Linked DNA regions of Homo sapiens: region 2 is linked to region 1. A link is a loop called in an ENCODE intact Hi-C map of the cell type or tissue named here. Cell type or tissue: CD4-positive, alpha-beta T cell. All regions are shown on one strand. Links, peaks and the distances in the headings refer to the core of each region. The heading gives the core; the rest is flanking DNA. Region 1 overlaps CLIC4 (chloride intracellular channel 4). Region 2 overlaps STPG1 (sperm tail PG-rich repeat containing 1).

The links. Peaks named below come from ENCODE experiments on the same cell type or tissue, not always from the same donor. Only the 100,000 strongest peaks of a DNase experiment are listed, where the experiment ranks them.
Region 2: a loop joins it to region 1, with 5 times the contacts of the local background. A loop is called at or near these places in 10 of 110 quality-filtered maps.

What each region holds. Positions count from the first base shown.
Region 1 is chr1:24,822,428-24,838,666 of GRCh38, forward strand. It overlaps CLIC4 (chloride intracellular channel 4), which reads left to right. Exons shown (of 6, transcript NM_013943.3): 4 at 4,583-4,689. Among named protein-coding and RNA genes, the nearest start is that of CLIC4, 85 kb to the left of the region's middle. In CD4-positive, alpha-beta T cell, for the core only: CTCF peaks have their summits at 8,457 (motif pointing left) and 8,657; a DNase peak (open chromatin) is centred at 8,444.
Region 2 is chr1:24,377,347-24,390,246 of GRCh38, forward strand. STPG1 (sperm tail PG-rich repeat containing 1) reads right to left here. Exons shown (of 9, transcript NM_001199013.2): 4 at 6,556-6,657; 5 at 2,307-2,477. Among named protein-coding and RNA genes, the nearest start is that of STPG1, 30 kb to the right of the region's middle. RefSeq lists an enhancer at 7,174-7,223 and a silencer at 10,430-10,656. In CD4-positive, alpha-beta T cell, for the core only: a CTCF peak has its summit at 8,022 (motif pointing right); DNase peaks (open chromatin) are centred at 7,065, 8,025 and 8,435.

The sequences.
Region 1 (16,239 bases), core at 6,332-11,331:
AACCTCCACTTGCCAGGTTGAAGCAATTCTCCTGCCTCAGCCTCCTGAGTAGCTGGGATTACAGATGTGCACCACCACGCCTGGCTAATTTTTGTATTTTTAGTAGAGACGGGGTTTCACCATGTTGGCCAGGCTGGGACTTCAAGTGATCCGACCTCCTTGGCCTCCCAAAGTGCTGGGATTACAGGTGTGAGCCACAGTGCCTGCCCTTACTTAATTCAGTGAATGCTTTGAAAAAGCAGGTGAATCTTAACTCTTCTGATGAATTTTTATTTATTTGTATGCATTGAAACAGCATGTTTGAAGTGGGAATGTCGCCTTCTTAGTGGGCTCTATGGACCCAGAATGTGAAATGCTAATTAATTAGCATAATTTTCATCATGCAGAATTGTTTCTAGGGGATGAGTGGGAGGAGGAAGAGTTTCTGGGATCACAAGCTGCATTTATTTTCCTTCCCTCTATTGTGCTATATTGTTCTAGGGCACCCAGGGACCATTCTGTCTCACTGCCTTTTCCTTCCAGAACAAGGAGGTCTCAGGTCTTTATTGCTAGTCTTCTTCAGGCTCTGCTTGTAAGACTGTTTCTAAATAGGATAAGGAGAAAAAGGAGAAGAATTGTGCAAGCTTGTAGACTGGAATCTAGCATTTCTAATAACATGTTTTTGTCATTTGATGTACTGAGAACTGAGTGGTTTTTTGTGAACACTTCCTGATTTAATCATGACAAATATAAATACAGGCAATTGTCTATTCTAGAGTTGCTTAACATTGAGAGGCTAATGAAAAGCTCAAATCAGATAACTTTTACTGGTATGTGTGGCTATAGGTTTTAAAGTGAACTTTTTCTTCTTCTCTGGGGAAAGTATTTTTGTGTATGTTTTATAGTTCTTGCTTGAATGAAGAAACCACTTTGCTAAAAAACTTTGAGACTTGGATTTTTAACTGAAACAGCCTAGATATACTTAGCTAACTTACTGATAAAAGGATAAAATAGAAGGAAGCGAGATAAATTTGGAGGGGCATGCTATAAAATGTTATTAAACCTTTTTTAAAAATGAGACATACAGGCCGGGTGTGGTAGCTCACGCCTGTAATCCCAGCACTTTGGGAGGCCAAGGCGGGTGGATCATGAGGTCAGCAGTTTGAGACCAGCCTGACCAACATGGTGAAACCCTGTTTCTAATAAAAACACAAAAAATTAGCTGGGCGTGGTGACGGGCGCCTGTAATCCCAGCGACTTGGGAGGCTGAGGCAGGAGAATCGCTTGAAACCGGAAGGCGGAGGTTGCAGTGAGCGGAGATTGCGCCACTGTACTCTAGCCTGGACAATAAGAGCAAAACTCTGTCTCAAAAAAAAAAAAAAAAAAGACATACAAAAAAGGAATTTACAAGGCTAATCAGCCTTCATTTTTATATTTACACCAGAAAGGAGAAAATGCCTGAGATCTTTCCTAAAAGCATGGAAACATTCTTAGCTAGTCTAAAATGTTAAGAGTCTGTGATGTAAGCAGAATTAAGGACTTATCTGAAAGTCTAAATACCCTGGGTGCTCATGTCTATTCTGTCATTGACACTTAGCCTTTTATTATTTGCCTCCCTTTTGCTAAGTGTTAAAATGAGTTCTCACAATAATTGAAAACCATTGCTTGATCAAGCTATTTGCTAAAGCCAATAATAATGCATAAATTACAATGTAATGTTTGGGGAAGATGCAAAAAAGTTGATTTTGAACCTACTGGTTTAGAATTTGATTTATCTTTTAGAGATAATCTAATCTGTAATAGAAACAAACAAACAAACAAAAACACTAGACCTGGGGACAGGAGATTTCAGTTTTAGTTTGTCAATACTTTTTTTTTTTGAGACGCAGTCTCGCTCTGTCACCCGGGCTGAGTGCAGTGGCATGATCTCTGCTCACTGCAACCTCTGCTTCCTGGTCTCAAGCAATTCTCCTGCCTCAGACTCCTGAGAAGCTGGGATTACAGGCACCCGCTACCATGCCTGGCTGATTTTTGTATTTTTAGTGGAGACAGAGTTTTGCCATGTTGGCCAGGCTAGTCTCGAACTCCTGACCTCAATTGATCCGCCCACCTTGGCATCCCAAAGTGCTGGGATTACAGGCATGAGCCACTGTGCTTGGTCTCGTTTGTCAATACTTTTAATTAGCTGAGTGATTTGGGGGCCAAGTGTGTAAGCTTTCTGGAACATAATTTCCTTTTAGGTAAAATGAGAGATCTGAGGTGAACATTCTCTTATAGCTATACTATTCTGTGCATTAAATTAATAGTACAGGCTGGGTGCAGTGGCTCAGGCCTGTAATCCCAGCACTTTGGGAGGCTGAGGCAGGAGGATCACTTGAGCCCAGGAGTTCAACACTAGCCTGGGCAACATGGGGAAACCTCGTCTCTACAAAAAAATACAAAAAGCTAGCCAAGTGTGGTGGCACATGCCTGTAGTCCCAGCTACTCAGGAGGCTGAGGTGGGAGGATCGCTTGAGCCCAGGAGGTTGAGGCTGCAGTGAGCAAGATCCTGCCACTACACTCCACCCTGGGTGACAGAGGGAGACCCTGTCACACACACACACACACACACACACACACACACACACACACACAAAAGTACAAAATTAGTAATACATCTCAGAGGGACAACAGGGCATATTACAAGAATTACACTGTATGTATGAATGATGAATATATAAATGATCTGTAATTCAAGCCTGCCTTCCCGAAAATTATTTTAAGAACTATGAGGCTTACTTCATTAGTACAATTAGGTACAGCTAAATAGTGGTTGCGGAAAAGGAGAATTTGGGAAACTTGGCTATAGGAAGACATAGATGTATTGAAAAGGCATTATGTTCACTGCGCTATTTTTTGTTTGAAATGAGTCAATGATGGTCCTGTATCACAAGCAGTACAAACATTTAAACTGGAGGCTTGTTTGTATAGTCAAGGAAAATCCAGGGATGGTGGATCTGTGATTAACTGTTTCAGCCCAGGCAGAAACAAAGAAAATGGAGAGGGTAAAGGGCCCTATAGTTGGCGATGTGTGGTTAATGTATGGCTAGATAGATATAGATATCTAAATTCAGGTGAAACTCACTGTAATTTTTACAGAAAAACTCTTTATGTAAATAATTGTGTTTATAAGATAAATCTTTAAGCTTAAAAAATGAGAGCTATCTAGAGACTAGGTACACTTATTAAAAAAGATGTCTTGAGCATATAGGTGTTCCATAGATATTTTATATCTTCCTTACCAATATAGTACTCTGCCCAATATTTAGAAGATATATCTCTTCCTGAATTCAAAATAGTAAACAGAAGATACATGAATATAAAAGCTGAAACACAACTTGCAACTGAACTGAATTTTGAAAACTACTTCCCCTTCGTTTTTAAAGAAAGCTGGCAAGACAATGTCTTCAAATAAATGAGTTGAAATAATTAGTACACTGTAAGGTTTTTTCTAAAGTCTTATTGCTCCCAAGTCCATTTTCTAGTGACGTTTTGCAGGACCTTCAAGCTGATTAATCTTCCCTAAAATGGGGCTAAGAATCTGAATTCTTCTAGCCCTGACTCCTGGGGCTGACATGAGTCCTCCTAAAGGGAAGATGAATAATTGAGCTTTTTCATATATTTTCCAGTTTGAAGAAGAAATATACACAGAGTATGTGTGTTTTAAATCTAAACAGTGAAATATACATTTTTGTGTGTGTTTTAGAAAGCTGGTGTATTACATCTGTTCTAAAAGTAGAAAAATTTGACAACACAATAGAACACTTGTCAGTGTGCTTTCTGACATCTCATTTTGTTGTTGTTCGGTGCTACCCTCATAAATATTCTAGGGAATGTGTAATATAAGGGAGGTTTTGGGAAATCCCAGGTGTAGGTTTCAAGCGATTGATCCGCCTCCTTTTGTTTTTGTCCTTAACCTGCTATGGGTGATCATGATGCTTGACCAGCCTAGGCGCTTTTCCTGCCGTTGGGGTTCTCTGGCTGGTTTAGTGCAGGACATACTAAGGATCTGGTTGGCACTGCTGTTTGAGAAGGCGCGTGAGCTGTGCTGTCTGGTGACTACTGAGCACTTGAAATGTGACTAGTGCAACTGAGGAAGTGAATTTTTAATTTTGTTTGTGATTAATTTAAATTCATATTCAAATAGGTACATGGCACTAGTGGCTACTGTACTGGACAATGAAGATAGAGAACATTTCCATCATCACAGAAAGTTCTCTTGGACAGCACTGCTCTAGCAATCTCATTCCAAGACTCCCATTGGCCTGGCAGAAATCTCTGAACAAGTCAACTGTTTCCCCAGCATTCTAATTTATCAGATGGAGGTGGAGTGCACATGCCCTGTGGTTGCCAAGAATATTAATATGTGAACAAAAACATAGTGCAGAGCTTTGTCTCGTAAGGAAAAAACAGTTTTTAAAAATACCATAGAAAACAAATGATGGTATTTCTTATAGTAATAACTATTAAAAGACGTCTAGTAACTGCTAGCATGGTGGTTTGAGAGAACTTATGCTAATTCATCTTTGAAGGATCTATAATCCATATCACTTTTTCTATTTAGGTACTTAAAGCTTTCACCAAAACACCCAGAATCAAATACTGCTGGAATGGACATCTTTGCCAAATTCTCTGCATATATCAAGAATTCAAGGCCAGAGGCTAATGAAGGTAAAAAACAAAAACTTGAATTAACATTGCAACAAAAAACCCCAAACAACAACAGGCTGTTATTATGACAGTGATTATAAATGAGTACTTTAGAGTCCAGCCATTCCCATAAGTAATAAAAACTGTCTTTCAGAGTTGGTCAGAAATTGGACAATAAACTGGAATAAGTCCCTATGTTGCTATTTTTCCATGTTTCTAGCTAGTAGCACAGTATATAGTAAGTGTGTGATAAAATGCTTCTTGAATGAAGTTTATTTCATCTTATTTTGAGAAGTTACTGTGAAGGGAGCTAGGCAAAGAATTAATGGTGCATCAGAAACAGTGGATTGTGTGGTTGTGGTGGTTTAGCATAGATTGGTTGAGCTTAATTTAAACTGTAACTAAATGTTTATTGTTGAGTGCCTGCAGCCTAGAGTCAGTCTGAGGTTTTTTTTTTTTTTTTTTTGCTTTGTTTTGTTTTTGTTGTTGTTGTTTTTGCTAATTACCCTTGAGCAATGTTTGGAGTTGCTTTAAGAGGGTAATTAGACATACTATCCTTCCAAATTTCTCTGCATCTTCAAGCTGGAATTTCATTTTCAAGTCATGTTTTCGCGGTAAGAGTTGTTTAGGTAGTACAGATGCAATTTTCTTTTATTTATTAAAGGACACTATTTTTATTATTTTATTCACCAAATGAATGTATAGTGTAGGGAGGTCTCTTTGGAAGAGGTTCCATTCAGTGAACCTTGTCTTAACTACAGCATTTAGTAATTTCCTTTTCTCTTCGGGATGTTAAGCAGAGTTCTCTCTGGGGAAAACTGTGTAGCACACATTAGTGTTTATTTGAAAGTAACCCAATAACCAAAAATGCTAGCTTCTAAAAATATTTATCATAGTTCCAGATAGTTTCCTAGCTTGAGTGGGATTCTTTTGAGAAGAAGTTTATGTCAGCAAATGAACAAGAATACCAAAGGGGAAAATATCAGTGCTGGTTAAACAAGAATGAATATCTTTTTAAAAAGTGAAATACTTGCTAATTTCCTTATGTTATTTCAGTACTATTATTATAAAATGCTGCAATTTTAAAATTTAGTATTGGATTCCAATGTCTTTTGCTCTTGATTTTTGGAATAATACTTAACTACATGAAATGTTTTTCTACAGTGAAGGGAAAAAAGGGAAAAATGTTAGTGCTCAGGTCTGGCTTGTATCTGTTAATAATGTATTCCAGTAGCTGCCATGGTTTGGAAGCAATTTTCTTTAGTAATTGGCTTTTTTTTTTCCTGACTAATGTTTCTGTCTAAGCAATTTATACATTAAGCAAGTGGTTATGTTGGAGCCCCTCCTTTCCACAGACAGTGTCTTTTCTGTTCTGCGCTTCATGCGAGCTAACTGTTCTTTTCATAAAACTACCCTTTTATACTTAGATGCCCCTGCTGCATACTTCTTTGAACAATCTTAGTTACAGTTATGTTTTTATTTTTCCATGTGGTTTTTTGGGAGTTGGAGGGTGGTTAAATTTCTTCTGACACTTAGTGGGGAGGAGAAAGGAATAAAATGTGTTTGCTTCCCCTTTGAGGGATGAGGATGGGGCGGGGTGGGGGTGGGGCGGGAATAAAAAGGTTAGAAAGTGACTCATTTAAGTATAACTTTGTATTCTATTTTTTCCCTATCAATTTGTTATTATCTTAAGTAGCCACCTACTCTTCCTGTCCTCAGAATGCTGTAACCAATAAGAACAAACAACATAATATAATACATGGTACATAATCTAGAAGGCTTTATATTAAATTACCTGCTGGTAAATAAAAGTTCCAGTTGCCAAGCAACTTCTCTCCACAGGGACCTGTTGAGGCCATGACACTTTAGAAAACAATATTTCAAATCACTTTGGAGCTTAATGGGCCCTCCTTATGTATGTTTGCCGCAGGCCTCAGATCCATTTAGTGCAATCAAATGCCTTTAGTAGTCCTAGGAAATTAGTGATTCTCCTTTTTATTTCCCCCAACCCCCACCCAGATGCTGACAATTTACACAGAGATGAATTTGTCGTTTTACATGGTAAATCAGAGTAGACAAGTCTGATTAGTTTTACCACCTATTAAATATTTTCAAAATCCAATATGTTTGGACAATTTTAAGACCTTTTAGGACTTAATTCTAAGTAAGGGATTCAATGCCTGAATGCTACAGTTTTGGGCTAATGAAACTGAAATAGAAGGGCTAGTGGTTAGGTTGGGGTACAAAGTAAACAAGTAAAATGTGAAGAATAAAGGGAGAGACACTGATGATAGATAGATAACACATATATAATTCTTTTGATAACACGTTCAAGTTGATTGGGAGTAAAAGTTTATGTAACCATTTAGGCAGTCAAAGAGAAGCTCATGGGTAATTTCTTTTGTGGGGATGTATTAAGTATGACCTGTCCCCAGATCTCCTACTTTTTTTAAGTTCTGTGATGGCATTAATTTATGTAATTTGCTAAGGTCCCAACTGTGACTAGTCATTGATATTTATAATACTCAGTCATTGATATTTATAATACTCATAAAAGAGATGTGAACTTAGCATTGTTGAATGTACTCTGAGGCATATTTCATGATGTCCAAATTCCTATATTTAGATGGAGGCAAGGAATCTAGAGGTTCTGATTAGTTCCTTTTTATTCAGGATCCTCTCCTTTCTCCTCTCCCCACTACTCCTGCCTTTCTCTCTGGAAAAGTGTTGGAAGTCAGAGGATGGTTGTGCATTATTGTAGCAGTAAGCCTGCATTGTATATTGAATTATCTTTAAATACCCATTACCTCTTTCTATTTTCCACTGATGTGTAACTTAGCCTTAAAACTTGTTTGTATAAGGTTACCCTTTATTAAGACTGCGGTAGGTAGCTTGAAAATATGGTTTTATCCATGTCAGTGCTTACAATTTTTAGTCTTTGTTTTAGTCATTGTAAATTATCTTGTTTTTCAATAACCGAAGTGCTCTTATTACATTTAATGTTTTCTGCCTTGAATTTTACTCATTCAAATCATACAAATAACAGAGAATACATGATTGTTGAAAAAGTTAAAATAGTATAGAAATAAATTTAATAAAACTTAATTGCCCCTCTTTAATCACATTACATGACCTCTTCAACAATTTAGTGTTCTTTTTTCTATGTAATTTTGCAAACATTTCTGTAAGTACGTATTATGTGCATACATTATGCAGTTATACTTTTCACTTATATGGTAGAAATGCTTCTATATCAAAATATAGATCTACCTCAATTTTTAGAAATTCTGCTTTGTATTTTATAATATGGATTTTCATTTAACCATTTCCATGTTGATAGACATCTAGATTGTCTCAAGTTTTTTTTTTTTCTTCACTATAATAAACAATGCTGCTGGTGAATGTCCTTGAGCTAGATTCCAAATAGTTCAAAAAGTTTGTGCATTTTAAATTTTGCTCTATTTTGCTAAATTGTTCTCCAAAAGTCTATACCAGTTTATATTCCCACAAACATGAAAGTATTCATTACCCTACACTTAGGACCCTGGTGTGTGTTAATCTTTGTAATTTTGCTGTGTTCTCTTAGACAAGAAAGGGTGTTTTGACTTTCATAATTACTTTTAAACTGATTTTGTTGCTCTGTTGCACTTAAAAATTTTTTGAGAGCTTTATGAAATAGCTTCTTAGGGATACCAGCATTACTACATCGGGGTATTGGAGAATAATAGTGCTACTTATTAGCTATAAGACAGGGAGCTACTTTGTGATGGCTTGCTACTGCCTTCTAGTGGTTAATTTTGACATTTTCTTTATATTTACATACTCCTTTGTGATGATTGGTCTTGAAAACTGTATTGTGTTTATTGAATGATGCTGTTTAGTACTTTTTGATATTTCTGTTTGTGTTTGTTTTATTGGCCATACCTTATGTTGATACATATAATTGTATCAAACTAATTCATCATTCTTTGTTTTCATTAATATACCCTTGTTATGACATTCTTAACTATGAAAAATTACTAACACCGTAGTCAGGTATAGCAATTCGACTTCATCAGAAGTGCTTTGCTAAGTACAAAATTATAGAGAAAACAGTCATTGTAATGTTATGCTAGACTCTTAATTTTCTTTTGAAAAAAATTTATTTAAATGAGACAAGGTCTCACCACATTGCCCAGGCTGGTCTTGACCTCCTGGACTCAAGCAATCCACCCAGCTTGGCCTCCCAAAGTGCTGAGATTACAGGCGTGAACCACTGTGTCTTGCACTGACGAATACTATGTTATAAACCTTGTAAATTTAGGATATTTGATTTTTATATATATAATTCAGGAAAAACATTAATTTAGAGCAGGTCTAAGGTTAAACATTTGCTCAAAAACTTGTCAAAACACTCAAATAGCATTTGAGACAATAATTCAATGTTTGAATTCAGGCAACATTATCTTCCCCACAGACTGATTCCATTCATTGTAATCTGATCAAAGAACAAGTCCTTGTACTCTAATATGTTCTTGTTCTGCATTCACTACTTTTATTTTTTTGGTTTTTTGTTTGTTTTGTTTAAGAGTCTTGCTCTGTCACCCAGGCTGGAGTGCAGTGGCACGATCTCGGCTCACTGCAACCTCCACCTCCCGGGTTCAAGTGATTCTCCTACCTCAGCCTCCTGCGTAGCTGGGACTACAGGCGTGCACCACCATGCCTGGCTAAGTTTTGTATTTTTAGTAGATACGAGGTCTCATCATGTTGGCCAGGCTGGTCTTGAACTGCTGACCTCAGGTGATCTACCTGCCTTGGCTTGCCAAAGTACTGAGATGACAGGTGTGAAGCACCATGCCCGGCCATGCATTCACTGCCTTTAATAAGAAGCATATTAACTCTTGTTTTACAACCTTGAGATTCTGCTCTCTCCTTTTCTCTTTTTTCCTCTTAAATATACCCATAGAAAGTGTTTCATCGTTTCCTGGAATTCTTACTGACCTAGCTGTTTCTCACATTGTATTCTCCTGTTAATTTATAAACTTTACATTTCAGCTAACTATATGCATTATTGCTGGCCTGAATATAATTAATAAAAATTTATGTTTATTATTTTATGTTTTTGATTTTTTATTTTTTTTATTTTTTATTTTTTTTTTCTTTTGAGCAGTAACGTTTTATTTTTTATTTTTTTATTTTTTATTTTTTTTATTTTTTATTTTTATTGATCATTCTTGGGTGTTTCTCGCAGAGGGGGATTTGGCAGGGTCATAGGACAATAGTGGAGGGAAGGTCAGCAGATAAACAAGTGAACAAAGGTCTCTGGTTTTCCTAGGCAGAGGACCCTGCTGCCTTCCGCAGTGTTTGTGTCCCTGGGTACTTAAGATTAGGGAGTGGTGATGACTCTTAACGAGCATGCTGCCTTCAAGCATCTGTTTAACAAAGCACATCTTGCACCGCCCTTAATCCATTTAACCCTGAGTGGACACAGCACATGTCTCAGAGAGCACAGGGTTGGGGATAAGGTCACAGATCAACAGGATCCCAAGGCAGAAGAATTTTTCTTAGTACAGAACAAAATGAAAAGTCTCCCATGTCTACTTCTATCCACACAGACCCAGCAACCATCCGATTTCTCAATTTTTTCCCCACCCTTCCCGCCTTTCTATTCCACAAAACCGCCATTGTCATCATGGCCCATCCCCAATGAGCCGCTGGGCACACCTCCCAGACGGGGTCGTGGCCGGGCAGAGGGGCTCCTCACTTCCCAGTAGGGGCGGCCCGGCAGAAGTGCCCCTCACCTCCCAGATGGGGCGGCTGGCCGGGCGGGGGGCTGACCCCCCCACCGCCCTCCCGGACGGGGCGGCTGGCCAGGCAGAGGGGCTCCTCACTTCCCAGTAGGGGCGGCCGGGCAGAGGCGCCCCTCACCTCCTGGATAGGGCGGCTGGCCGGGCGGGGGGCTGTTCCCCCCACCTCCCTCCCGGACGGGGCGGCTGGCCGGGCAGAGGGGTCCTCACTTCCCAGTAGGGGCGGCCGGGCAGAGGCGCCCCTCACCTCCCGGACGGGGCGGCTGGCCAGGCAGGGGGCTGATCCCCCCACCTCCCTCCCGGACGGGGCGGCTGGCCGGGCGGGGGGCTGACCCCCCCCACCTCCCTCCCGGACGGGGCGGCTGGCTGGGCAGAGGGGTCCTCACTTCCCAGTAGGGGCGGCCGGGCAGAGGCGCCCCTCACCTCCCGGACGGGGCGGCTGGCCAGGCAGGGGGCTGATCCCCCCACCTCCCTCCCGGACGGGGCGGCTGGCCGGGCAGGGGGCTGACCCCCCCACCTCCCTCCCGGACGGGGCGGCTGGCCGGGCAGGGGGCTGACCCCCCCTCCCCCCTCCCGGACGGGGCGGCTGGCCGGGCGGGGGGCTGACCCCCCCACCTCCCTCCCGGATGGGGCGGCTGGCCAGGCGGGGGGCTGACCCCCCCACCTCCCTCCTGGGCGGGGCGGCTGGCCGGGCAGAGGGGCTCCTCACTTCCCAGTAGGGGCGGCCGGGCAGAGGCGCCCCTCACCTCCCGGACGGGGCGGCTGGCCAGGCGGGGGGCTGACCCCCCACCTCCCTCCCGGACTGGGCGGCTGGCCGGGCGGGGGGTTGACCCCCCCACCTCCCTCCTGGACGGGGCGACTGGCCGGGCAGAGGGGCTCCTCACTTCCCAGTAGGGGCGGCCGGGCAGAGGAGCCCCTCACCTCCCGGCCGGGGCGGCTGGCCGACCCCCCCCCCCCCCCCCCGCCTCCCTCCCGGACGGGGCGGCTGGCCGGGCAGAGGGGCTCCTCACTTCCCAGTAGGGGCGGCCGGGCAGAGGAGCCCCTCACCTCCCGGACGGGGCGGCTGGCCGGGCAGGGGGCTGACCCCCCCCACCTCCCTCCCGGACGGGGTGGCTGCCGGGCGGAGACGCTCCTCACTTCCCAGACGGGGTGGTTGCCAGACGGAGGGGCTCCTCACTTCTCAGACGGGGCGGTTGCCAGGCAGAGGGTTTCCTCACTTCTCAGACGGAGCGGCCGGGCAGAGACACTCCTCACCTCCCAGACAGGGTTGCGGCCCAGCAGAGGCGCTCCTCACATCCCAGACAGGGCGGTGGGGCAGAGGTGCTCCCCACATCTCAGACGATGGGCGGCCGGGCAGAGACGCTCCTCACTTCCTAGATGGGATGGCGGCGGGGAAGAGGCGCTTCTCGCTTCCTAGATGGGATGGCGGCCGGGCAGAGACGCTCCTCACTTTCCACACTGGGCAGCCAGGCAGAGGGGCTCCTCACATCCCAGACGATGGGTGGCCAAGCAGAGACGCTCCTCACTTCCCAGACGGGGTGGCGGCCGGGCAGAGGCTGCAATCTCGGCTCTTTGGGAGGCCAAGGCAGGCGGCTGGGAGGTGGTTGTAGCGAGCCGAGATCACGCCACTGCACTCCAGCCTGGGCACCATTGAGCACTGAGTGAACGAGACTCCATCTGCAATCCCGGCACCTCGGGAGGCCGAGGCTGGCGGATCACTCGCGGTTAGGAGCTGGAGACCAGCCCGGCCAACACAGCGAAACCCCATCTCCACCAAAAAAAAACGAAAACCAGTCAGGCGTGGCGGCGCGCGCCTGCAATCGCAGGCACTCGGCAGGCTGAGGCAGGAGAATCAGGCAGGGAGGTTGCAGTGAGCCGAGATGGCAGCAGTACCGTCCAGCTTTGGCTCGGCATGAGAGGGAGAGGGAGACGGGAGAGGGAGAGGGAGACGGGAGAGGGAGAGGGAGACGGGAGAGGGAGAGGGAGACGGGAGAGGGAGACGGGAGAGGGAGAGGGAGACGGGAGAGGGAGACGGGAGAGGGAGAGGGAGAGGGAGACGGGAGAGGGAGAGGGAGACGGGAGAGGGAGACGGGAGAGGGAGAGGGAGACGGGAGAGGGCGAGCAGTAACGTTTTATATTGATTTTTTATTTTTAAGTGGCTTGTTTCTCTTGTCACTTCTGTAGTTGAGCTCTGCTAATGTCTCAACTTTATTTTACTGGGTTCCAGTGCCCTCTGCTGGTTATGTTTCATCTAAGAAATAAGCTAACTTGATCATTGGCTATGGCTAGCATGATCCTTTAATAATAAAATGGGTAGATCTTTGACCTTGCCACTTATCACTTAGGTAGGTAACACATTCTAATTTGTTTGATATTTTCCTAAGTAAAAAATATTACCGGGTCAGGTGCGGTGGCTCACGCCTGTAATCCCAGCACTTGGGGAGGCCAAGGCAGGTGGATCGCTTGAAGCCAGGAGTTCGAGACCAGCCTGACCAACATGGCATAACCCCATCTCTACTAAAAATACAAAAATCAGCCAGGCGTGGTTGCTCACGCCTATAATCCCAGCTACTCGGGAGGCTGAGGCAGGAGAGTCACTTGAAACTGGGAGGCGGAGGTTGCAGCGAGCTGAGATTGCACCACTGCACTCCAGCCTGGGCGACAGAGTGTGAGAATCTGTCTATAAATAAATAAATAAATAAATTTTAAAAATGTAGAATTAAATACATAACAATAATAGCATATAGGACAGAAAGGAGGTTAATGGGGTTCTAAGGTCTTTGCATTATCCTGGAAGTGGCAACAGTTATAATTAAACTTTAATGAGTCAAGGAAACAAAGACTAGAAAAGGATGTATATTAAGCTAATAGAGGTGGAAATAGAGGAATAATTTTTAAAAATGTAATCCATAGGAAGGTAGGAGAGAAGAAAAGAACACAGAACAGGTGGACAAATAAGAAGTATATAGCAGATTTGAACCAGAGTTTTTAGTAATGACATTGAATATACATTATTTAAATATTCCAAATGAAAAAACAAAGTTTACCAACTGGATTAAAAACAATGTTGCTTATGTACAAGACTGTATCTATCTGTCTATCTATGAAACACACAAATACATACATGAAATGTGGATCCAGGAGAGCTAAAAATGAAATAGTATAAATACTAACCTAAAGAAAGTTGACAAAGCCACACTGACATTGGATGAAGTAGACTTTAAGGAAAGAAGCATTATGAGATAATGAAGCGTGTTCCAGACTGATTTAAAAAGGTTAATCAGGAAGATAAAATAATTCTAAACTTATCTTACCAAATAACTAACCTGAAAATATAAGCCAAACTGACAGAACTAAAAGAGACAGATCAATCCACAGTCATAGTGGGGGATCTTAACTTACCCCCTTAGTAACTGTTAGAATCAACCGCAAAAGGAAAAAAATGAGAAGATAAAATTGAACAATACAGTGAACAAATTTAATCTCATATATGTATATACATATCTCACTGTACTTCAGAATATACTTTTGTTTTTCAAATGCACATGGAACAAAATTGATGGTAAAGCTGGGCCATAAAACAAAGCTAAAAATTTTTCCAAAAAAATTGAAAACGAGGAATGTTTCTCAATCAAAGAAAATATGATAGATATCAATAACAAAAGTACAGCTAGAACGGGGCACAGTGGCTCATGCCTGTAATCCCAGCACTTAGGGAGGCTGAGGTGGGCAGATCACTTGAGCTCAGTAGTTCAAGACCAACTTTGGCAACATAGCTAAACCCTCTGTCTACAAAAAATACAAAAATTTGACAGGTGCAGTGGCATGTGCCTATAGTCCCAGCTACTCAGGAGGCTGAGGTGGGAGGATCGCATGAGCCCAGGAGTTCGAGGTTGCAGTGAGCCGAGATCGTGCCATTGCACCCCAGCCTGGGTGATAGGAGTGAAACCTTGTCTCAAAAATGAAAAAAACAAAAGCTACAGCTAGAAAGTTTCTACATGTTTGAAAATTAATTAGTATATTTCTAAATAATCCACAGATTGAAAAAGAATAAAGTGATGAAAATACAGAATGTCTACATTTGTGAGATATGGCTAAAACTGTGCTTAGAGGGAATTTTTTAGTTCCAAAAGCCTATATTAGAAAAGAAGAGAGCTAAATATTGGTGAAGTAAAAGTTTAGAAATACTAAAGAGCAGAATATAAGGAAGTAGAAAACAAACATGACATTGAACAAGGAAGCTAAAAGCTGGTTCTTTGCAAAGTCTAACAAATAAAAAAAATGGATAAATCCTTGAAAAGAAAAATCAAGAAAAGTGAGAGAAGACAGCAAAAACCAATATTGGAAATAAAAAGGAGGATTGCTACAGATCTTACATTAAAATGATTTTTGGAGGATATTATGAAAAAATTTATGCTTATAATTTTGAAACTATTGGAGAAATTTACAGAAAGTACAGTGTAACAAAATTGACACAAGGAGGAATTAAAAATGTGAATATTCTTATATCATTTAAATTTCTTATAATTAAAAAGAAAACTCCAGATCCAGATGGCTTCACTGTTGAACTCTTCCAAGCATTTGAGGAAGAAGTAAGGTTATACTTTCATATACCTTTCCAGGGAACAGAAAAGAGGGAATGCTTTCTACCTTGCTTTTTGAGGGCAGGGAGCCTTGATACCAGAACCATACAAGAACATCAAAAGAAAGGACAATTTCAAGCCAATCTTTCTTTAATATAGATGCAAAAGTCTGAAATAAAATATACCAAATCCAGCAACATAACAAAAGGTAGTACAACCAAGTTGGGTTTCTCAGGAATGGAAGATTGTTTAAAAATTCAGAAATCTGGCCGGTTGCAGTGACTCACACCTGCAATCCCAGCACTTTGGGAGGACCAGGCAGGCGGATCACTTGAGGTCAGGAGTTCGAGATTAGCCTGGCTAACATGGTGAAACCCGGTCTTCTCCGCAGACTATTCCTCCTACCTATCCTTTAAATGATGTTCCTTAGGGCTTTCTCTAGGCCCTCTGCTTCTCCTTTACTCCATGGTTTCGGTGTTCATTTATGTTCTCATAACTTCTAAACACGTTGCTCCAGCTCAGTGCGTGACACTTGAAACCATATTTGTCTGTCTATTGGACATCTCTACTCACATGTCTTACAGGCACCTCAAACTCAGCATGAACTCATCTCCGTAGCCCCTAAATCGGTTTCTCCTTGGGAAGGTAAATGGCTCAGTAAATGACACCAGCATTCACCCTGGGAGTCTTTAGTTTGTTGACCAGCTTCTCTATACTACCCTCTGTCCCCAAGATCTAAACTCTCTGAGGATAGGAATGTATTAGGTTTTATTCAACAGTGAATTTAACAATCCTTAGAATAAGACTTGGCATGTAGGAGGGGCTCAATTATATTTTGTTGAATACATCTTCCCCCCTTTCTCCATATTCACTTTGGTTTCTGAACTCTGTTAGTTTTTATTTCCTAAAATCCGTTCATTCCTTTTTATGCCTATAGCCCCTTACCTAACTAAGACTACCATCTATTACCTGGACTACCATGAAGGGACCAAGGGCTGAGTGGGTGGCTGCAATTTGGAAGAAGAGGTTTGGGGTTAGGACATATGTACATTGCTGGTAAAATATCTAAGATGCAGGCCTTTACCTTTTTCCTTAAAGGACACAACTGAATTCAGACTTAAAACTACATGGTTTGCCACCTCATGATATTTAACTTTCTTTTATGGCCAGTTACCACAATCATCTGTGTAAGTTCATCTATT
Region 2 (12,900 bases), core at 5,116-10,115, 450 kb before region 1:
GATCTTCAGGGCCCTGTGTGAATTGGCCGGTGTCTGTCTGGTGCCCCCTTCTCCCTTCTCCTCTTGCTCATCCTACACTAGCCACTCAACCTTCCTGAAGGTCCTCGTGGGCTGGGCTCCTTGCTATACCAGGACCTTGGCACATGCTCTTTCTCCAACCCTGGCTCTTCCTCAATCCTTGGGTCTCAGTCTCGGAGCCTTCTCTGACCACCAAGTCAGAGAAGGCTGACTTGGTACTGCCAACCTCCATATCTCCCACATATTCTCCCTCAAGCTCCAGCTGTCCCTCAAAGTTGACCACAGTTTGTAATTATTTTGTTTGTTTACCTGTTCTTTTCTGAATTCCCCACTGGAATCTAAGCTGTATCACCAGCCTGGCACAGAGGAGCAACAGGATCCACAGAGGGAAGCCTGTCAGGGCTGGAATGAGGTGACTTTGATCATTCCCCAGCTTTCCACCCCAGCCATCCACTGGTGCCCACTGAAGTGCAAATGATGCCTTCAAGCTGGGTAACTGTGCAAGTCCCTTCACCTCTCTGAGCCTTAGCTTTCTCTTCTTTATACTGGGAACAAGATAATCCACTTTATGGATTCACTTGTGAGTATTAAATATGATTAATACATAACTCTTAGACCAGCACTTAGTACATGAGAAGTGCTTCATCCTCCTCCTCCTCCTCCTCATCATTTTCAGGCTCTGATTATGCCGAGGGAAGACTGCCTGGAGTTGGACTGCCCAGTATAGTAGCCACAGGTTGCATGTGGCTATTGGCCCTGGAAACGTGGCTGGCCCAAATTAAAATGTGCTGGAAGAATAAAACACATACTGGATTTTAAAGACTCACTACAAGGAAAATAGTCTTCCTCAAATATAAAATTCATAACTTTTATATTGATTAGTGTTGAAATGATAATATTTTGGATCTGTTGGGTAAACTATATTACTCAAATTAACTTCATCTGTCCCTTTTTCTTTTTAGATGTGGCTACTAGAAAATCTTAAATGAGGCCGGGCACGGTGGCTCCCGCCTGTAATCCCAGCACTTTGGGAGGCCGAGGCAGGTGGATCACGAGATCAGGAGATTGAGACCATCCTGGCTAACCCAGTGAAACCCCATCTCTACTAAAAATACAAAAAATTAGCCGGGTGTGGTGGCGGGTGCCTGTAGTCCCAGCAACTTGGGAGGCTGAGGCAGGAGAATGGTGTGAACCCAGGAGGTGGAGCCTGCAGATTGCACCACTGCTCTCCAGCCTGGGCAACAGAGCAAGACTCCGTCTCAAAAAAAAGCTTGAATCCATCATAGAAGGTGGGCAGGATTTTTGTAGTCAGAAAAATAATTATTAATTATCAATATTATGAAGGAAAAAAGGAAATGGTATAATAAATGTATAAAACCAAAATAGTTTGGAAAATGGCATAACATTAATGTCTTAAGTACAATTCATATCTTGCGCACTTCAGAGTGCTTTCACGTTCGTTGCCTTATGGTAACCCTGTAGGGCAAGTAGAATTGATTCCATTGTACAGTGGGGGCTGTGACTTACTTACTTGCTTGTATTTAAGGGTAAGTAAATACCCTTCATGTACTAACAAAGACAGCCCTACCAATCTCCATGTATTGTGTGGTCCTTGTGTGACTGGTGCTGTCCTGGGCATGAAGCATACATTATCTCATTTAATATTTGCATTAACACGATGAGGTGAACATACATCACCATTTTACAGATCAGTAAACTAAGCCCTGGAAAGGTTAAGGGACTTGCCGAAGGCCGCACAGTTAGAAAGTGGCAACAGATGAGAGCTAAACCAAACCTTCCTGAGTCCATCTCTTAACCATCCATGCCATTCTGCGTCAGTGAATACAAAGCGATCATAATTGGCACAGCAGGGCACGACTGTTAAAACACCTATTTTCTGATATGAAAGTTTATTTTCCCTAGAAGAACCTAAAAAGTAAATCATTAGTGGCTGCAGACAAAGTGGTAAATAATACACCCATTGTTACAGATGAGAAAACTACGTCCCAGAAAGGTTACAGGACAAGAGTAATTAGAATATGTGTTTCTCAGGGCAGTGGCCTCCCCACAGCTTGATACTGGCCTCCATGTTGCCCATCCTGATCTCTGGGGTCTGCAAATTCCCTGTAAGAGTCTTGTACAGCCTTAGGCACCCATTGGGTAGTCAACAAATGCTAACTGGCTTGACAACTGCATTAAAATACGATGTCCCCAAGATCCCCTCTTCCTTTTATTTTAGTAAACCATTAATTCGATCTGTATTTAGCAAGCATAGGCAGAGTTCTTACATTGTAATAGTTTGGTGCAGGAGTTTCAAACTTGAGAGCTTTCATAAAGCTTGGCAACTGGAACATGCTGGAACACGAATTACTAAAGTCTCTCTTGGAAATAAAATCCGATGGGATAGTGTATGCATTCGCTGCAGGGTATTTAGAAATGATGGTGTCCAATCGGGCGCACTGTAAGGAGACAACCAAAGGAATCAGCATTGTCACATAATATTGTGGATCTGAAGGACAGATGTCAAAAAGATGGTGACCAGCACAAGGTCTAAATGCATTTTATAAAAGGCGAAACTCTGGCAGTAACAATGATAAACTGACCTCAGGCTTTGAGGATCTTCCCTTGGAAAACGCAAGTTCAGACCTGTACTCGCTTCTGTAAACTAACTCAAATTATTCATCTTCTGTTTGGGACTTGGCAAAAATGATTTTGCCATAAATGCATTTCCACCCAATCCTGTTCCAGGCCACTTACCCTTGACTCATCAGCTGTTGGGTAATTTATGTGATAGGAAGCTTTAGATGCTCTTCTCAGCCTAGGCTTTTCTTCTGAGTAAAATCTCACATCTTGTTTCTAAGGTTAAATGATCTGAACTGCCTAAGCAACGAGTTTGCTTCAAACAAAGCTCCAGGGGGCTTGTTGTCCATCTGTGCCTCCTACCCTCCACCAAATTACTGTTTTCATCAAATCCTACAGTATTTTCACGGTTTAACAGAACCAATCCCACCCTTTCAGGAAGCCACGATAAATTATCTTCAGTTAAAAAACAAACAGAATCAATGTTTGTCAAAAGAACAGGGACAAAAGTCACAGAAACTCAGTGATAACATCACTTTCCCCTAAGATAGCATGGCAAGTATTGGAGTCTGATAAAACAAAAAATTTCCCACTATTTAATGGTCAAAAGCTTGAGAACATTGCCCTGGATTTTCTCACTTGATAGGAATCAATAACTACACAAACACAGAAAGTGGGTGAGCCAAAAGGAAGGCATTAGGGCCCCCCTACTTCACTCTGTGCTTGGTGGTGACGGTCCTCAGCGTCTGGTTTATGGACCCCCACTAGCATTTGGGGGGGTGTAGCACCAGAAGCGGGAGTGTTCTTGTCCAGAGCCTAAGTTGTTCAGAGCCTAACCTGGGTTCAAGCCCCAGCTCAACCCCAGCCTCTTCAGTAATGGGAAGTTAACTCCAACGCTGATCTGTTCCTTGAGTATCCAACTCTGCCAAACTCGAATTCTAATAAGAAGTGGCTACATGCAGTGTGTAAGGATTTGCTGATGCTCCTAGAAGTAAGGTCACCCCAGCTTTGAACGTGCTTCATCTTTTTCATTCTGGCCAAGAGTTAACCAATACCTTTGGTGGGTTTTTGTGTTGAATCCTCAGGACAACCCTGAGCAGTGGATCTTATGATTATCTCTACTTTACAGATGAGGAAGCTGAACTTCCCCAGCTAATTCAGGCGGAGGACCAGCATTCCTACCCAAGCAGTCAGCCTCCACTACATGACATGGATCAGAGAGCCCATTCTAAAGGGGAAAGGGTTGAGCGACATGGCTCTGGGATAACAGCAAGCCCATTCAATCATAGACTCTTTTTTGGTTTAGAACACCTACAACTTACATTTTGAAAATGAAAAAACTTCTTCCCAAAAAAGTCCCAGTAGAGGCAATGTTTTATAAAGTATCGTAATAGAATTAGTCTCAGAATGTGGCTACAGTAACACTCACTCACCAACACTACACACCCCTTGGTTTACTTGCCAGGCCTGTGGCCTCCAATCTGGCCAAATGCCGGCATTTATGAACTTCTCTCCAGCACCTACTAACTTTTCTAGAGCCACTCCTGCCAGCATGCAAATACAGAGAGGCCATCAAACTCTCCACCCACCTGCCTCATACACTTCTCCTAGTCAGTCCTGTGGAAGATTCTGGAGCAAAGATTTGGAATATACTAATAAAGCTCTTTATATCATTCAGACTTAGAGAGATGACAGGTCTCTCAAAAGGTTGGGTGTAGTTGTTTCAACAGTCATGAGGAAGTTTCTAAAATTTATAGACCCACAGAGTTTTTTGGTCAGCCTCACCCATAATCACATTCCTACTGGTCATTCTGATCTTTCTCTGATGAGAGCTACTTTTAATTCCCTCTAAGTCTTGGGATGCAGAAGCGGAGGAGGTGCTAAAGGTGAAAGTTACTGAAAGAGGCGGTGGGGTGGGGGATATGAAATTCTCATCCAGTTCACACGGGAATGAGGTAAAACGCAGAGATCTCCTAATAGATCGCCATCGACCACTTCAGGCACCCATCCCCAGGTACAGGACCTTAAGTGCTTATACCTGAGTGTAACATAACTATAAATACAAATTCCCATATTTGTGAAAGGGAGGAGAGGGGGAAGCCTGAGCAGCTCAAAGTCTGCCTTCTTTAGGGTTTGGTTCTGAATTTTTTAAAGGCCTGAAAGGCGTGGCTAGGTTCTGTAACACTCAGCTCTTGCCTTGGGCCCCTTCTCCTCCAGATAGTCAGGCTTTTCATTTGGAAAGTTACCGCACGCAAAGCCTTGTAGACAACCAATCGTGTCCTCTGATTCAGTCTCTTTGTTGGCACCAAGAAGGAATGGGCAGTGCCATTATTTAGCAAAGAAGTTCTCGGAGAGAAAACCTAGGTGTTGCAGGAAGTATTGTTTGTGACTCAGGTGGTAACAATCATAATATTTAGCATGTTTATAATGCTTTGCTGTTTCAAAGAGCATTTCACTCATTGCAACGTTAATTTGCCCAGTGCCTCCAGGGAGTCTCCACTTTCATGAGGCAACTGGGACACAGAAGGGTGACGTGCTTGAGGTCACGTCAAGAATCCACAGCTGAGGCAGGATCAGGTCTGAAGTCTTGTCTTCTACACCAGGACTTCATGAGACGGCACTTCTTTTGAGCTTCTTTCCTAGCAGAGCTGGTGGCAGAAAAATAGGTAGAGGCATGGCTGTTCTGTGGACCTACTGAGGCCATGTACAAACTCAGCTTCTTCGGTAATGGGGAGTTAACTCCAAAGCTGGTCTGTTCCTTGAGTATCCGATTCTGCCAAATTCGAATTCCAATAAGATGTAGCTACATTTAGTGTGTCTTAAATGGTCCCTTTGTGTGGTTAAAAAAAAAAATCAATTCCAATGTCAGGCATCATAATACATCTGTGCAAGAAATTATTATAACTTTTAAAGGGACAAGATGGCATATGTTTGTTAATTTAATGTTAGAGTCTGGGCTTGCTTTCTTTTCACTTTTTTTTTTTTTGGACAGAGTCTGCCTCTGTCACCCAGGCTGGAGTGTGATGGTGAAATCATAGTTCACTGCAGCCTCAACCTCCTGGGCTCAAGTGATCCTCCCACCTCAGCCTCCCGAGTAGCTGGGACTATCGACACACATCACCACTCCTGGCTAATTTTTAAATTATTTTGTAGAGATGGGGTCTCACTATGTTGCCCGAGCTGGTCTTGAACTCCTGGGCTTAAGTGATCTTCCCGCATTGGCCTTCCGAAATGCTGGCATTATAGGCATGAGCCACCGTGCCTGTCCACTTTTCACTTTTCTTCCTCAGGTAGCCTTACCCTAGTTTGTATCTTTCCCCTTGCTGTATCTGTTTTTCTTGACCATTTATCTATTTTGCTGTATCTATTTTTCTTGACAATGTATAAACATTTTTAAGAAGCCTATCTTTGCCCAACTCTGGTCAGGGTCATTGGCAATTCATATAGCTACTTGATTGTTACAGCCCTCAACAAAAATTAAGTCCCATATCTTACGAAGAGAAGGAAAGGGGTGGGGCCAGTACTTTTCAGGCCCACTGCCGGCTTTCTTTTTAGTCCTATCAGATTTCTCAATAGTTTGACAACCAATTAGATTAAGCATTGTAAAAATCATATTACACCAAGATGTGTAAGAGTAACTATTTCCTGGCATGCCTAAACATCTCAGGAAAATACTTGCTTAGTGCACTCAGTGATAACAAAATTGGTTTGGAAGGATCAAGTTCTCAAGATTCCTCTGGCTTCTCTTCCCACCCTGGCAGTGGGTAGAGATGGGAAAAAGTTACTTAGAGACACAGGGTCCAATTTACTTGCATGAAATTTGAGGAGGCAGTTACTCTCCTAATTAGAACCATAGGCCTTTGGAGAGAAAGGACCAGATGTCCAATATATAATTATGCAATGAATGAAGGAAATTACTGACCAGTTAATGCTTTACTCAAGAGAAGTGGTTCTCACCATTGAGGGAAACATGCAAGTTCCTTTCTTGGACAATGAGACACTGTTGGACACCGGTGACTGGTGAATAACATTGTAGAACCCAGGTCCTGGGATATCATTCTGAAAGGGAAGAGAAGGTGGTGTCATCGAGATACTTCAATTCCATTGTGCTTTTCCACAGGCTTTACATCCATTAACACTAAGCCTTACTGTAATCCCACAGCACAGGCGCTACCACCACTTGGTGGGTGACAGCCTAGCTCCACCATTTCCTGACTTGCCCGATCTTCGTCTCAGTTACCAAGTGGTGGGGCTGGAATTCCAAGCCAGGCTAGACTCCCAAAGCCCTTGCTCTTTCCACTATGCCCTGCCGCATTCCAAAAGAACACAGTTGTTTTTTCAAGTCATTAGAGAAATGGGCCTAAAGTGGGACACTGAATGCGGCTGATGTGCAAGTCAGTGTGCAGTGATTGGGTAAGCCAGACCCACGGCAAGGGAAGGGTGAGCGATTTCATGTTCACCCCACCCCACCTGACTCAGCTTCCTCCTCAGCCTTTCAGAAGAGAAACCAGGGAGTGTTTCTGTTTATAAAGCAAAATGAAACAAAAACAACCTTCAACCCAAACCAGGCCATTTCTAACTCTCAGACAAAAAGAGGCAAGCTCTTGAGGCTCAAGTGCTGAATGATGCAGGCATGTGAGAGAGGAATAAGTGAGAGGTCACTTCCAAGTTCATTTCTGCTGCGGGAGCTCATCGGGCTTTCATTGCATTTCCCATGCTAGTTACCAGGGGGAAGTAAATGTTGACAGAAGTTGGCTGAGTGGTGTGAAATGCTAAGGATGCTCCACTGTGGCAAGAGGTTCCTGGGTACCTGCTTGGTGTCAGAAGCTTTTCAAAGTTGGTCTCATTTTCACCATCAGCCAGTGATGAAGGGATTACTGTCCCCCGTTGATAAATGGAGACACTAAGGCACGTGGAGATGAATTTGCCCAAGGTCCCGCTGCTGTAAGTGGCAGTACCTGACTTCAGTGCCAAGCGCACGGTGTGTGCTGTCTTGTTTACTCCTCACAACAAGCCTTTTACAGTGAGGTATGATCAGGGCTACTTTAAGGAAAGTGAGGCCCAGAGACACAGCTAGTAAGTGGCAAACCCCAGAGCTGAACCGAGACAGCCCGACTCCAGAGCTTGCTGTCTCCAATCTCTGCCACTCAGGCCTGTCCTGTCTCCACCATCCCTACTGCCTTCCTTAGGGTAGAAAGCCCAAGGTACCATCAGTGCCTTCCAGGACTTTCCAGTCTGGCTGGGCAGTGTGTAATTATGGTTTCATATAAGGGATAGGGTCAAAGTGCTGTTAACGGGTTCTTCTGTGCTGACTTTTAAATGCAGTGAGTCCTTTCACCCTTGCCCCATGGGAGGTGACGACAGGGGTGCTGATTCCTGCTTTAGGTGAGAATGATCCCCGGTGGACGGAAGAGGAACTGACTGCCATGGAGAGTGAGGCAGGCAGCAGGAGGCACTGTGGAGCCAGGTACTCCAGCACCCCAGGCCGAGAGCCCAGGAGAACCCTCGTGTTGTGGATGCAGATGCGAAGGGCTATGGGGAGACAAGGAAGAGATTTTTCTAGGCAACTGTTTTCAGGGCAAGCATCAATTTCTCGAGTGCTCATTTTGTGCCATGCACTGTTCTGAGGACTTTACATGTACTATTAGCTCACTTAATCTCCATTTTAAAGAAGTTGGGGCCAAAAGAGATAAGGCCCACATAACTAGTAAATGTCAGAGCCAGAACCGAGGCATTCTGACCACAGAGTCTGCTCTTAACCACGAAACCAAACTAATTCTCAAATGAGATTACATAGGATTAAAAAAATCCCCACCGGGTTATGAATCAGAAATTGTAGTCTCAGTGCTGCCACACGCTAAGTGATCTTGAGCAAGTCACCTCTCTGGGCTTCCTTATTTGTAAGTCCAAGGTGTTGGGCCTTGGGTGCTTTTGAGCTTCCAGAGTCCCTGAATCTAGGAAAGCTGACACAGGAAGTGTCACTGTGACTCTTCTAGGTTTAAATAGTAGATAGTGAAGACACACACCTCTAGCTCCCGGTTATCACCACACTCTGAACCTGACCATCAGTTTGCAAGAATTTTCTGAGCACTCATATGTGTCTGAGGAGCTAGGGGTTCCAGACAAAATGCAAGACCTAAATGCCGGCTCCATCCTACCTGCCCAGTTAAATTAGAATTTCAGATAAACTGCAGATGATGATTTTAGTATATCCCATGCAATATTTGGGACATACTTGTACTAACAGAGTTGCCATTTATCTGAAATTCTAATTTAACTGGACATCTCGTGTTTTCATTTGCTGAAGCTCACAACTTTCCTGGGCTTTAACACACTTTAATTCTGCCACTTTGCATACTGGCTTGAGTCCAAGGCAAATGGCAAGAAGGCTGTTACCACTTAGCCTGGAGGAATGGAGTGCTGCCTGTTTGTTCTTAGTGAGCAAAAAGAGAGTCCTCCAGGCAGCGGCAGCTGGAGCTGGCCAGCGGCAGCTTGTGAGGACAACTGTTAAAAATTCCAAAATGTTGCTGCTGGTGGCTTGAAGTTGGCCACGGTGGCAGTATTTATGTCACAAAAACGGGCAGATGCTACATCTCAGCACTTTTCTTCGAGGAGGGTAAATGGTGGTTGACCAGCACACCACCGCCTTCGTGCAACGCCCAAGTAGGTCTCTGGGAGGGAAATGTCAAGCGTTCTCCTGTGACTTCTAGAGGTGGGCGGATGCCACCCTCAGAGAGGCCTTTCGCCTGTGCAAAAACAGTTCCTGCGACTGACATTCTGTGACTTGGATGAATTTAGCCTCTCAGAGCAAATCCCAGAGAACGAGAATCCAAGTTGTGACTGGTGTGAACTTAGCCACTCCTTGGTTTCTTGGCAAAAACCAAATAAACAAACAAAACAAAAACATGTATGGGGAGGGAGAAGGGAAGAGAACTCGCATTTACTAGTGCTCTAGGGAAGCCCTACCCACTGTCTCCTTTGCTGCCTCTAAGTGTGAGGATTGAAGGGGTCAATACACATAAAGTGGGTGGAACAGCGCCGATGCGGCCCGCCATCATCATCATCACCATCACCATCACCACGCACGATGTTGCCTGCTACTGCCTCCATGGAGCCAGGACCCTCCCTTGGGAGTCACAAACCTTCAGAGTGGGACTGAGCAGCTTATTAGCAGCCTGTTGAAGTGCCCTGCGTGGGATGGGGGCAAAAATGCAATTTAGCGGACACTGATTGAAACCTACTGTGCATCAGGACCTGTGCCAAGGATGGAAGATACAGGCGCAACCTGTTAGCAGCTCACAGGGTTTAGGAATGGGAGGAAGGAGATGTATCACAACAGTGCTCATGGATGGATGTGTGGTCGTGACTCCATGGGAAATGCGCAGATTTGAGTTGGGGGCATTTGATCCATTTTTGAGGGGTTTGTGGGGTCTGGAAAGGACAGCAATGACCACTGCCCAAGGAGCTCCTAGGCAGGTGGTGGAGGTAAGACAGCACACACATTAACCTTGTGTCAAGGGCATAAGACGAGCTGTGGGAGGTGCCTCCACCTCGGGAAGATGCTGGGGAAACAGGGTCTGAGGACCAGGAGCTGCTACCTGGGTTCATCCTCACTCTGCCCAGCCTCCACTGCACCAGCTACTTCACCCTCTTTTCATCTCAGGATCATTATCTGAAAAGTATGGATAATGATGGGATTTAGCTCATGGGGTTATTATGGGGATTAAATGAGGTAATAAATGCAAAGGTCTTTGAGGGGTACCTGGCATGTCATGAGTGCCAGCCCAGTGTTTGCAGACCCCTTAGGAAGGGGTACTGGTGACTGATACAGAGAAGTCAGGCTTCACAGAGCAGGGAGGCAGGACAGACCCTACTGTGGGTCAGATATGCAGCTGAGGGCACACTTGGGGCAGCTGTCCCCTTGAACATGGTGACTTCTGCAAACTGAACCTCTTTCATTTAAACATCCCTGGTCTAGTGTCATATCAAGTTAATAAGTGAACAATATTAACTTTGTACGATTTCATCACAAATTAACCACTGGCTGGCTTCCCATTTGGGAGGGTAGATTTACTATGTAATGGTATTAACATATATTTTTAAATTGTGCCCATCTAGAGCACATGGTACCTATGTCCTACCTGTATTTATTTATTCAAGCCTGGAAGGGATGAGGTGTAGAACCATGAAATACTCATTCCTGGCAAGGGCTTACCTACCTATTACAACATCTTTATTTTTAGGATGAGGAAACAGAGAAGCAAAGACATTAAGTGGTGTCCTTAGGGGTACACAGTTTGGGAAACAGTGACCACAATCCAGGGTGAAGTGGAGACAGAAACAGGGAGGCGGGGGTAGAAAATGGCCGGCAGGCTGCTGGGCCATGCTCTGCCACATAGATCAGGCATGTCTCTTCACCTACGCAAAGTTACCAGCACATCTGTAAATAACTCGAAAATGTTCAGGAAAACAGACTTCATTTCTAGCAGCCAAAATTGCCAGTCCCGACACTGAGCTCTGTGAAGGATTCACTGTACTCTGCAGTAAGATTCTCATGGGGAATGTGAGCTGGGCAAGGAGACCTTGATGGTTCACTGCAAAGTTAGCCTCACAAGGTAAGTGCACATTTCAAAGGGCACTGATTCTCTGTGTCAAAGATGTGCTAAGGTGGGCCACAGGACTACTGCGAGGAGGCAGCCATGTTCGATCTGGAGCAACGGTGTGGGTGACTAATGCTTTAAGAAGGGTGGTGAAGCCCTGGAGTTTTCAAATCTGTCTTTAATTTGTATTGCCTCACTAAATTATCAGGTGATGTTAAACAAGATCTTTAACTTCTCAATGGCCATTTCCCTCGGGAAAAATGAGAACGAACATAGAATAGGAATTTGTTTTTCTGTTTTTATAACTTGAGGAGACCACAAAAATTATATAATACAAATTTTATGTTTCAGTTGAGGAAACTGAAGCCCAGAAAAGTCAAGTGACTGGTTTAAAGGCACACAGCCAGTGACAGAGTAGGACACGGAAAGCCTGATTGATGGATCCCCTGCCCTTTCCATAAAATTCCATCCTTATTTCTAAAATGCTTACAAATGCTGAGATGAAAGTTTTCATGTTGTCAAGTAACACGACCACATTTAAAAAGTTGGAACCCAATCTCTGAGCAATTCCCATCTCTATTCGATGCTGCCTGTAGGTTTGGCTACCTGCCTCCTTGGTTCCTTTAGTCAAAAACGTTCTGAGAAGCAATCATCTTTTAAAACACTAACTTGACAAGTGAGCCGGCTTGCTTTCTGAATTTGAGTGTTCAGAACTAGATCACGGGGAATGGGGCCCATCCACGGTAGCTGACATCCTCCCCTGTCTTCAGCTTGGTCTGTGTTGCTAAGGCCTTTTCAGAAACTTGCTGACTTTCACAGGCCAAATTTACAGCTTTGCGGGCCACAAAGGCAGGTGTGGTGCAGTGTGTGGAAAGAGCAAGAGGCTTTGGAGTGAACTAGACCTGGGTTGAGGTCTAATTCTTTCAACATTGATTCAGCAAACATTTACTTTGAGCCTCTTAAGTGCCAAACCCTGCATTGTGTGACCTTGGGTGGGTCATTGAACTTCCCTAAGCCTCGGTTTCCTCTTCTGTTAAATTAAAATAATAAACCCTTCCTTTCAGCATTGTTCTGAGGATTAGAGATAAAAGGCAGTCTAAAAGTACACATAGTAAGGATAAGTAAATGGTGGCTGCTATTGTTTTTATCGGAGGCTGGGCTGCAAATATCCTGGAGAGGGACAATATATTATCATTAAATTGACAAATGGGAAACCAGACAGAAAATGGGAAAGAGCCAAACAGTTAAAACAGAGAAACTAGGGAGAGAAGAAAACTCCTGAGCAAATATGTATTATCTTTGGAGAAAACCTACAAGTGATTTAAAACTGTGTGTGTGTGTTTGTGTGCGTACACTCTATTCTTTATTATTTGCTTTCTTAGAATCCTAAAATATCAGAAGTGGAAGAAACTTGAAACATTCTCTAGTTCAGCGTTCTCATCTACCAAGGAGGAATCAGGCTGAGGGCACCAGGGCTGGCCAAGGCCCCTCACTCCATGCCTTGGCTCCGTTCAGAACCTAGATCTCCTCATTCCCTCTCTGCCATCTGGGCAAGGTAATAAGATGAAAACCATTTTTAGAGTGCAGCAAAAGATATGTGAAATGAGGACTCCTCCAAAAGAACAGTATTCTAAAGGTCTTGCTTAAATGAATGAAGGAATGAAAAACTTTTTAGACTCTAAGGACGCCTGTGAGTTGCTTC